2 separate regions of the Homo sapiens genome follow, and region 2 is linked to region 1. A link is an interaction called in ENCODE POLR2A ChIA-PET data of the cell type or tissue named here. Cell type or tissue: PC-9. All regions are shown on one strand. Region 1 overlaps VAV2 (vav guanine nucleotide exchange factor 2). Region 2 overlaps VAV2 (vav guanine nucleotide exchange factor 2).

Region 1 (4,000 bases):
GGTGGCAGCCCTGCCTGATGGGGTCCGAGGAGCAGAGGCGACTGCCGGCCCCACCGAGCCTGGGCCCAAACCCTGTCCATTGCCCCTGGAGGGGAGAGTCAAGGTGAGGGTGGGCCAGGGGTCCACGAACCAGGGGGCGTCTCCTGCCCCTGGGAGACACAGTTCTCCTCTTGGACTTGAAGGGGTCTTCTGTCTAGGCTTGGGGGAGAAGGGGGGCTGGGCAATGAATACAGTCCCTCCCCTGTCCCCTCCCCTCCCCGTCCCCCTCCCCCCGAGCACAGGCAGTCTTCAGTGCACAGGGCACTTGGGTTGGCTGTCGTGGGCAAGGAAGCGTGGATGCTGGGGGTCTGAGATCAAACTCAGAAGTTGCCGGGCACCAGCCTCTCAACAGGCAGCCATGGTGTGGCTGCCCATGGAGCTCACTCAATACTGGGGCTGTGAACGTGACTTTATAGGTACGTCCTCATCGACCTTCCCTAGCCTGAAGAGTCAGTCTCACTCACCAAATTTTCTATAGAACTCTGAAATTCGCTGATTTTCCTCAAGGTCTCCTTGTCCCGTTTAACTTCATTGATGTACATCGCCAAGTCCTTGAAAACAAGAGGCAGAGGTGAGCGGGCTGTGCTGGGTGGGGTGTGTGTGACTGTGTGTGTAAGCAGGCTGTACTGGGTGGGGTGTGTGTGCATGTGAGCGGGCTGTGCTGGGTGGGGGGTGTGTGACTGTGTGTGAATGAGCTGTGCTGGGTGGGGTGTGTGTGTGTGAGCATGTGTGAGCGGACTGTGCTGTGGTGTGTGTGTGTGAGACAGCATGTGTGTGTGAGCGGGCTGTACTGTGTGGGGTGTGTGTGAGCGGGTTGTGCTGGGTGGGGTGTGTGTGACTGTGTGTGTGTAAGCGGGCTGTACTGGGTGGGGTGTGTGTGACTGTGTGTGTGAGCTGGTTGTGCTGGTTGGGGTGTGTGTGACTGTGTGTATAAGCGGGCTGTACTGGGTGGGGTGTGTGGTATGTGAGCGAGCTGTGCTGGGTGGGGTATGTGTGTGTGATTGTGTGTATGTGTGAGTGAGCTGTGCTGGGTGGGGTGCATGTGTGTGTGTGTGTGAGCGGGCTGTGCTGTGGTGTGTATGTGTATGAGTGATTGTGTGAGAACATGTGTGTCTGAGTGGGCTGTACTGGGTAGGGTGTGTGTGATTGTGTGTGTGATTGTGTGAGCAGGTTATGCTGAGTGGGGTGCGTGTGATTGGGTGTGTGTTATTGTGTGTGTGTATGTGAGCAGGTTGTGCCGGGTGGGGTGTGTCTGACTGTGTGGTTGTGTGTGTGAGCAAGCTGTGCTGTGCAGGGTGTGTGTGTGTGAGCGTGTGTGTGCATGCACGCACATACATGCAGGAGCTCAGCCCCCAAGGGACCCCCCCCCCCACCCCCCACCCAGCATCCAGGCACCGGGCGTTTCTGGACCTTCTTCCTCCATCCTGCCGGGGAGGCCGCCCTCGAGACAGGAGGGCTGAAAAACATCACCTCTGCATGACAGATGAGGAAACTGAGGCAGGAAAGGGAACACACTGACCGAGAGCCACACCTCGTCAGTGATGATGCCAAGAGCCCCAAACTCCTGGCTGGTGCCACTTCTTTCTACCCCATCACGTGGTCCCTCTTAAACATCCTAATAGAGGGAAGCAGCCCTGTGTGTGGGAGCCACATCAGGCCACATAAGAGCCACCTAGACTTGGGCTGACCTATGTCCCTGTTCTTGGGAAGCTTCCCCCTCCCCAGCCTCTCTAAGCCACAGCCTCCCCTTGGAGCCTGGACAGAATGAGGGGTCAGGAAGTCCCTCTCTCCACGGGTCTGGCCACCCCCACTCCGGCGCCTGCCTGCCGTGCTGCAATCCTCGTGCTGGCCACCAGAGAGCAGTGCCCACTTCAGTCCAGAAAACGCAGTGTCCAGACCTGGCCCACAGCGGAACCCAAGGGAGCCGGCCACGTGGGCGGTCCTGGCCCTGCCCCCCGAGAGCAGCGGGTGGAATTCCCCAAAATGCAAGTGACCAGCCAGGGCCAGAGCCAGAGCCAGAGCCAGGTCTTCAGCAGGTTCCCATCCCTCCCGCCCTTCCTCGTTCCTAGAAGACCTCACCATTGGCTCCCCACCCACCCCGCAGGAGGGAACTTCCTGGGGAGGCTGCAGCACGCTGTCTGAAAGGGGTGTTCCGTTTTCTTGTCGTTGTCCACTTGCCTTTAAAATAAGGAATAAATTCCCAGAGACAAGGACCCCAGTAGCAAGTCTGGAGCTCAGGACCACCCCCCTCCCAAAGGCAGAAACATTACAACTGTGACCACCGCGGCCCCTGCGTGCACCTGGCCCAATGCCTGGCATGAAATAGGAACAGATGGAAGTTGCCCGAATGAATGAGCAGGTGAGGGAAATGTCTGTACTTTGATACAGAGGCAGGACTGCAGTCAGCTCATGGAGCTTGGACCTAAAACCGCAATTCCCTTGGAGACAAACCTCAGGCCCACAGCGGCACGGGGGCTGATTCTCAAAGACGCTGCCGTACAAGGAGTGAGCCCTCAGTCCCTAGGGGAAATCAAGCCCAGGTACAGCGACGACTCCCATAGTGGCTGCATGAATGACTTCCTATATAAATTGGGAATGGATCAAAAGACTTCTAAAATCCCCCCAGCCCTGAAGTTTCATGATGAGGTTCGGTGGCTCTCAGAAAGGCAGACGCACACCCGCAAGTCACCGAGTACTTTGTGCAGCACCGTGAGCTACACTCCTGGGAAACCATCCCGTCGAGGGGCTCAGAGCCACTCGCCAGCCAGACACCGAGTGCTGAGAGTATGAAACGCAAGACCACACTCAGGGCCCGGGTGCACGGCCCACTGCACCTGCTGTCACTGTCTCAGAGCCCCCGAGGACGCATCCACGCTGGCTCACACACCGTGGCTCACAGCAGACAGGCCAGAGCAGGTGTTGGAGAGGGGCGGCTTGGGGGCTGCAGAGCTGACACCGAGAAAGTTCTGTCAGCCCGTCATGGCAGGAGGCTTTCCTGGAGCATTCCTCAGGGTGCTCGCTGCCCAGTGCAGCCGAGCGGGAATCTGAAGGTCTCTGGGACCACCTCCCGTGCCCACACACGAGTGCCCACAGGATTTGGAGTAAATTTCTCCCCGAGCACAAGCCCTGCTCAGAGAACCTCTTAGCACCGGCGGCCAAGCACTGGCCCCACTCCCGTCCCAGCCCAACAGCAGCTATAGACAGAGACAGATTACAGCCCCTCCCCCACCCAGAGGGAGCTCCTTAAATGAGGTACCTGGGAAAGGAAAAGGGGGCCCAAAGCCCAGGGGGGCTGCCCAGAGGGCAGGGGCCAGGTGTCAGAGGGCAGGACTGCAGCCCTGAGGGGGGCTGGCAGAGGTGTCCTGTGCTCCCGACGAGGGAGATGTGGGGGGGGTCGTCATCCCTCCACCCAGATGCAGCTGGAGGGGACCTACCACATGCCAGGTGCTGTGCCTGGCCTGGGGACACAGGTGACTATGGCTGACACATGCCTGGCTGGGAAGGAGATGGCACGAACAAGTGTGTCCAGGAGGAAGAGTGCCACCCACGAGGAAGCCAGTTCCCTGAGGACAGAACCCAGTGGGGGGCGATCCTCCCTGGAAAACGTTCTGTCCACAGTGAAGGCAGGATGAGCAGGACGTGGCCAGGTGACGAGGAGGAGGGTGCACCTGAGCCAACACCCGGAGCCGGGGAAGTGCAGGGCACGTGCAGGAGCCTGGGAGGGATCAAACCTGCCTGGAACTGTGCTGAACACAGCTGCGACATCAGGGGCAAGTATCCTGCAGAAGGCCGGGAGTGCCAGAGTGAGGAGCCCATGCCTGCTTCATGGGCAGAGGGAGCCACGGAAGGTTTCTGAGCAAGGGAGTGGCATGAGCTGAGCTCACCCGGACAAGGGGAGAGAGGGAGGCATGGCTGGCTGGGGGCCCTCGAAACAGCCAGGAGCGAAGGAGCTCCCCAGGCA
Region 2 (4,000 bases), 81 kb after region 1:
ACCCTGGCTCCATGGGGTCATCGCTCCACCCTTCCTCTGAGTGTCTGCCCCACTGGGAATGAAATGTTGGGATTCTAGTCTGGAAGGTTCTCCCAGCTGGAATCACATCCAGGACTCTCAGGCACTGGCACAGAGGGCAGACCTGAAAATCCTTGTGAGCTCCTCAAGGGGGTGGCTGAGAAGCCCCCAGAGATGGCATAGCTGTGAACGGGACACTGGCCAGGGCCAGGGATGTGGGGAGACTGATCGTATGTGAACCAGGGCGTCAGTGACCTGGCCGACCCCAAGAGGGAAGAGAAGAAAGGGGCAGGGGCAGGGGCCAGCCCCAAAGAAAACTGCAAGCCCTGGCTTCCTCCCTGCATGCTCGGCTCCCAGCACCCACGTCCTCCATGTTTCCATGGCTGTGCTGGGTGGGTGACTGCGAGTCTAACTTCCCCCTCTTCTCTGCCATGGTGTGGCCAGGCTAGAGGAAAAGGGCTGATGGCGTCCTCACTCCGCGCACCGTCTTTTCCCCACTGCAGTCAGCTACACTGGCCCAGCTGCCCCAACCAGCATGTGGGGGCACAGCCTCTCCTCGGCTTGAAGGGTCGGGGTCCTAGGCCCAGTTCCCGACACCTCCAGAGGAAACCCAAAGCCTGGAGCAGAGGCAGGAAGGCTGGCAGGGAAGCCCCGGGGGTCAGAGTCGCTTTGTGCACCTTGGGACCCGGGGAGAGAAGAGGCTGGAAGGGAGAAGTGGGCCCAGGTGGCCTCCTGGAGCACAGGAGGAGGCGTAAGCTGGTGGAGTATCCGGGGCAGCACGTCCTCTCCAGGCGGCCACTCCAACCATGGGGCTCTGGGAGCTTCTTGACTAAGACAGAGTCTACCGCTCAAGAAGCGGGGCAGATGGGTGGACAGAAAAGCACACAAGGGGGTGGCTCACGCCTGTAATCCTAGCACTCTGGGAGGCAGAGGCAGGCAGATCACTTGAAGCTAGAAGTTCTAGACCAGCCTGGGCAACGTGGTGAAACCCCATCTCTACTAAAAATACAAAAATTAGCCAGGTGTGGTGGTGTGCACCTGTAATCTCAGCTACTTGGGAGGCTGGGGCAGAAGAATTGCTTGAACCCAGGAGGCGGAGGTTGCAGTGAGCCAAGCTTGAGCCACTGCACTCCAGCCTGGGCGACAGAGGGAGGGGGCGGGGGGGTGGGGGAGGGAGGAAGGAAGACAGGAAAACACACAACAGCAACTGGGCTCACATGTTAGCTGAGTGCCTGCTCTGTGCTGGGCATGTGAGGGAAGCTGCAATTTAATCTGAGATCCTGAGCAAAACAGTACAGAGGCTCAGACCAGGACATTACGCCAGAGCTGGGATCAAGTCCTAAGCCTGCCACGGACGATCTCAGCCACTCCTCTCTGGGCCTCGGTTTCCCTGTGTGTGGAATAAGGAAACCGCAAGACATACAGATGGCAAAGGGCGTCCTGCCACACTCCCAGTCCCACTGTGCTCACGGTGGAGTCACTAGCTGGTCACCATGCCCCTGCTGAAGACACTGGCCTCTGCAGCTGTCTCTGCACAGTGCTCCGGGCAGACGCTGCCTGTGAAAGCAATCAGCACCCAAGACAGGAGCGGCACTGCCCTGGGAAACGCCTGGACCAATAGCCTCAGGTCCCCTGAACACTGACTGCCCACTGTTCCTAATGCCAGCACGGAAGCCCTGTGTCCCAGGGCTGGGCAAGCTGCATGAGGCAGCTGCATCAGGCGGCAGCTGCTCCCCACCAGGAAACTCTACAGGAATCAGTCGGGGGTCAGGGGCTGTTGGGGGGAATTTCCCGTCCTTCATGGAAGCAGCTTAGCAGCCATCTGGTCCAAATTCTCCAATTTTGAGATGGGAAACCTAAAACCCAGCTGGGAAGATGCAAGAGCTTCACAAGCCCACCCAGCAACTTCCAGGCAGGGCCCAGCCTAGAACGAGGGGTTCCTGTTTGGAGCCTGAGGCTCGTCTCTCCCAGACACGGCGTCCTCCAGGACAGCTAACCACCGTCTAGGCCTCCTGCCTGCCAGATCTTTCCCAGGTTTATTTCATTTTATTCCCTCAAAACCCCCCACGAGATGGTTCTGTGGCTCTCCCCTTTCTGAGGAGGAGTCACCGGGGCTGGGGCAGACAGCTGGTGCCTCTGGCAGCAGAGCCCGGCTCTCCACGCCGCCCTGCCCTGGAGGGCCGGCTATCCATCCTGGATTTGAAGCTGAGGGACAAACCACAGCCTCCAGGCATGAAAGCAAGGTTTCTGAGTGGGGGCCTGCAGCCTGCAAGGCCAGTAAACCTGTCCCAGCAAGACTGGCTGGGCAGGCTGGGCCACTCACTGTCTGCGAATGCTGCTCTCTCATTCCCAGAGACACTCCCCAGCCCCTCCTGGGCATCACTCAGCGCTGCTGTGGCTGCAGGAGCCAGGCACAGATGGCGCCTCCCTCCCCTGTCCACCAGGAAAAAGCGGGGATAAAGGTGGGTTCCAGTGTGGGAGGCATCCCAGACCCAGGCTGCAGACGAGCCGCATCAGTCCCTCTTTAATCAGAGGCAAGGCCGGAGACCATGACACAGATCTGCTGCCTAGCGCGTGAGTCACTGCCTCCAAGGTACAAGAATCCCACAGGAAGCTCAAGGTACCCGCCCAGACCTTGAGGCCAAGGTGGGGTTATGGGAACAGCACCTCAAGGGCAGGAGGGAGGGGTTCTGGCCTCCCCCACACCACCCCACTCTCTACACAGATGTCTTGCCCCCTCCAAGAACCTCCTGCGCTGCTTCTTCCTTGGACCCTTCCCTCTTCCCAGAGGTGGAGACAGTGAACCAAGGGGCTGGAACACAGGCGTCTACACAGGCAGATTCCCATGTGGGACCCTAGGATCCATCTCCCTCCCCAGCCCACAACTGCAGACTGTCCAGGCAGGAAGTGGGGCGTGGAGGCCTCATGGAGCCAGGCGCTGTGCATGGTCCGAGCTGCAAGAGGCCTTGGGGGAAACATGCGTCCAGAACCCTCACCTTACACACAGAGAAGACGGGTCTAGAAATGGGTGCGTCTCATCCAAGGCCCCATAGCCAGTCGGGGCAGAGCAGCCCCAGAAAGAACAAGGGTGGGAATGAGGACGGTCACCATAAAAACAGAATCACAGGCTCTCCCGCTGCAGACCCCAGACTGAGCGCTTCACGGGATCACCTGCGTTTCTTTCACTGCCCCCAAGCTCTGAACTCTCACCACGCTCAGGTCACGTGTGTGCAAGCCGGGGCTCAGGAGGTCACTCAGGGTGGGCTGGGAACCCGGGTTCACAGGGCCAGAGCCGAGTGCCGAACCCTCCGTGCCAAGGCCAGACCCAGTCCCCAGCCACTGCCTGGCCTGGCTTCACAGAGCCAACTGCCCCCACCACACAGCCCAGCGCCACAGCCCCGGGGAGCTATCCACAGCTGATGGGAACAGGCCACCCTTCTGCCGGCTAAGGAGCTCATCAGGCAGAGGGCAGGCCCTGAGCAGGCAGAGGGGGCCCCACAGACAAAAGGCAGGCTCTGGGCAACCCAGAATTGTAGTCAGAGAGTCTGAGCAGCTCGAAGTGAGGGCTGCCTGGAGGAGGCGCAGGCCTATGATAAAGTAGCAAAGAAACAGGCGATCCCCTTGGAGGCACAGACTGCCCGGCACTGCAGCGCACGGCAGGACTGACCCTGCCAGTCCCTTCAAAAGCTCAGCTACCAACTGCCCTGCGCCAGGACCTGCTGAGAAACACCGCAGGAACACACGCGAGGCCCCCGCTCCAGTCCCCTCTAGCACAAGAGGCTATAGAATGAATTGACGTTTGTGATGGCTAATGTGGCTAATGCTACGGCACCATCCTGCCTGGGCTAAGGGGTACCCAGAGGGCAGGTAGGACATTACCTCCGGAGTGGCTGGGCAGCATTTCCAGAGGAGACCAGCATCTGAGTCGGCAGCCGAGTATAGCAGACGCCTCCCGTGCCCTCGGGCCTCACCCAACTGCGGG

The links. Peaks named below come from ENCODE experiments on the same cell type or tissue, not always from the same donor. Only the 100,000 strongest peaks of a DNase experiment are listed, where the experiment ranks them.
Region 2: POLR2A ChIA-PET joins it to region 1 with 12 read pairs; 3 of 35 experiments call an interaction of 5 or more read pairs at or near these places.

Annotation. Positions count from the first base shown.
Region 1 is chr9:133,791,280-133,795,279 of GRCh38, forward strand. VAV2 (vav guanine nucleotide exchange factor 2) reads right to left here. Exons shown (of 30, transcript NM_001134398.2): 13 at 504-590. Among named protein-coding and RNA genes, the nearest start is that of SARDH, 55 kb to the left of the region's middle. RefSeq lists an enhancer at 1,740-1,789. In PC-9, CTCF peaks have their summits at 1,859 (motif pointing right) and 2,058; no DNase peak of the experiment used is centred here.
Region 2 is chr9:133,871,932-133,875,931 of GRCh38, forward strand. The region is part of intron 2 of VAV2 (vav guanine nucleotide exchange factor 2); the gene reads right to left. Among named protein-coding and RNA genes, the nearest start is that of VAV2, 120 kb to the right of the region's middle. RefSeq lists enhancers at 19-519, 520-1,020, 2,017-3,216. In PC-9, no CTCF peak of the experiment used is centred here; DNase peaks (open chromatin) are centred at 1,670, 2,490 and 2,580; H3K4me3 peaks cover 1,037 bases; H3K27ac peaks cover 3,987 bases.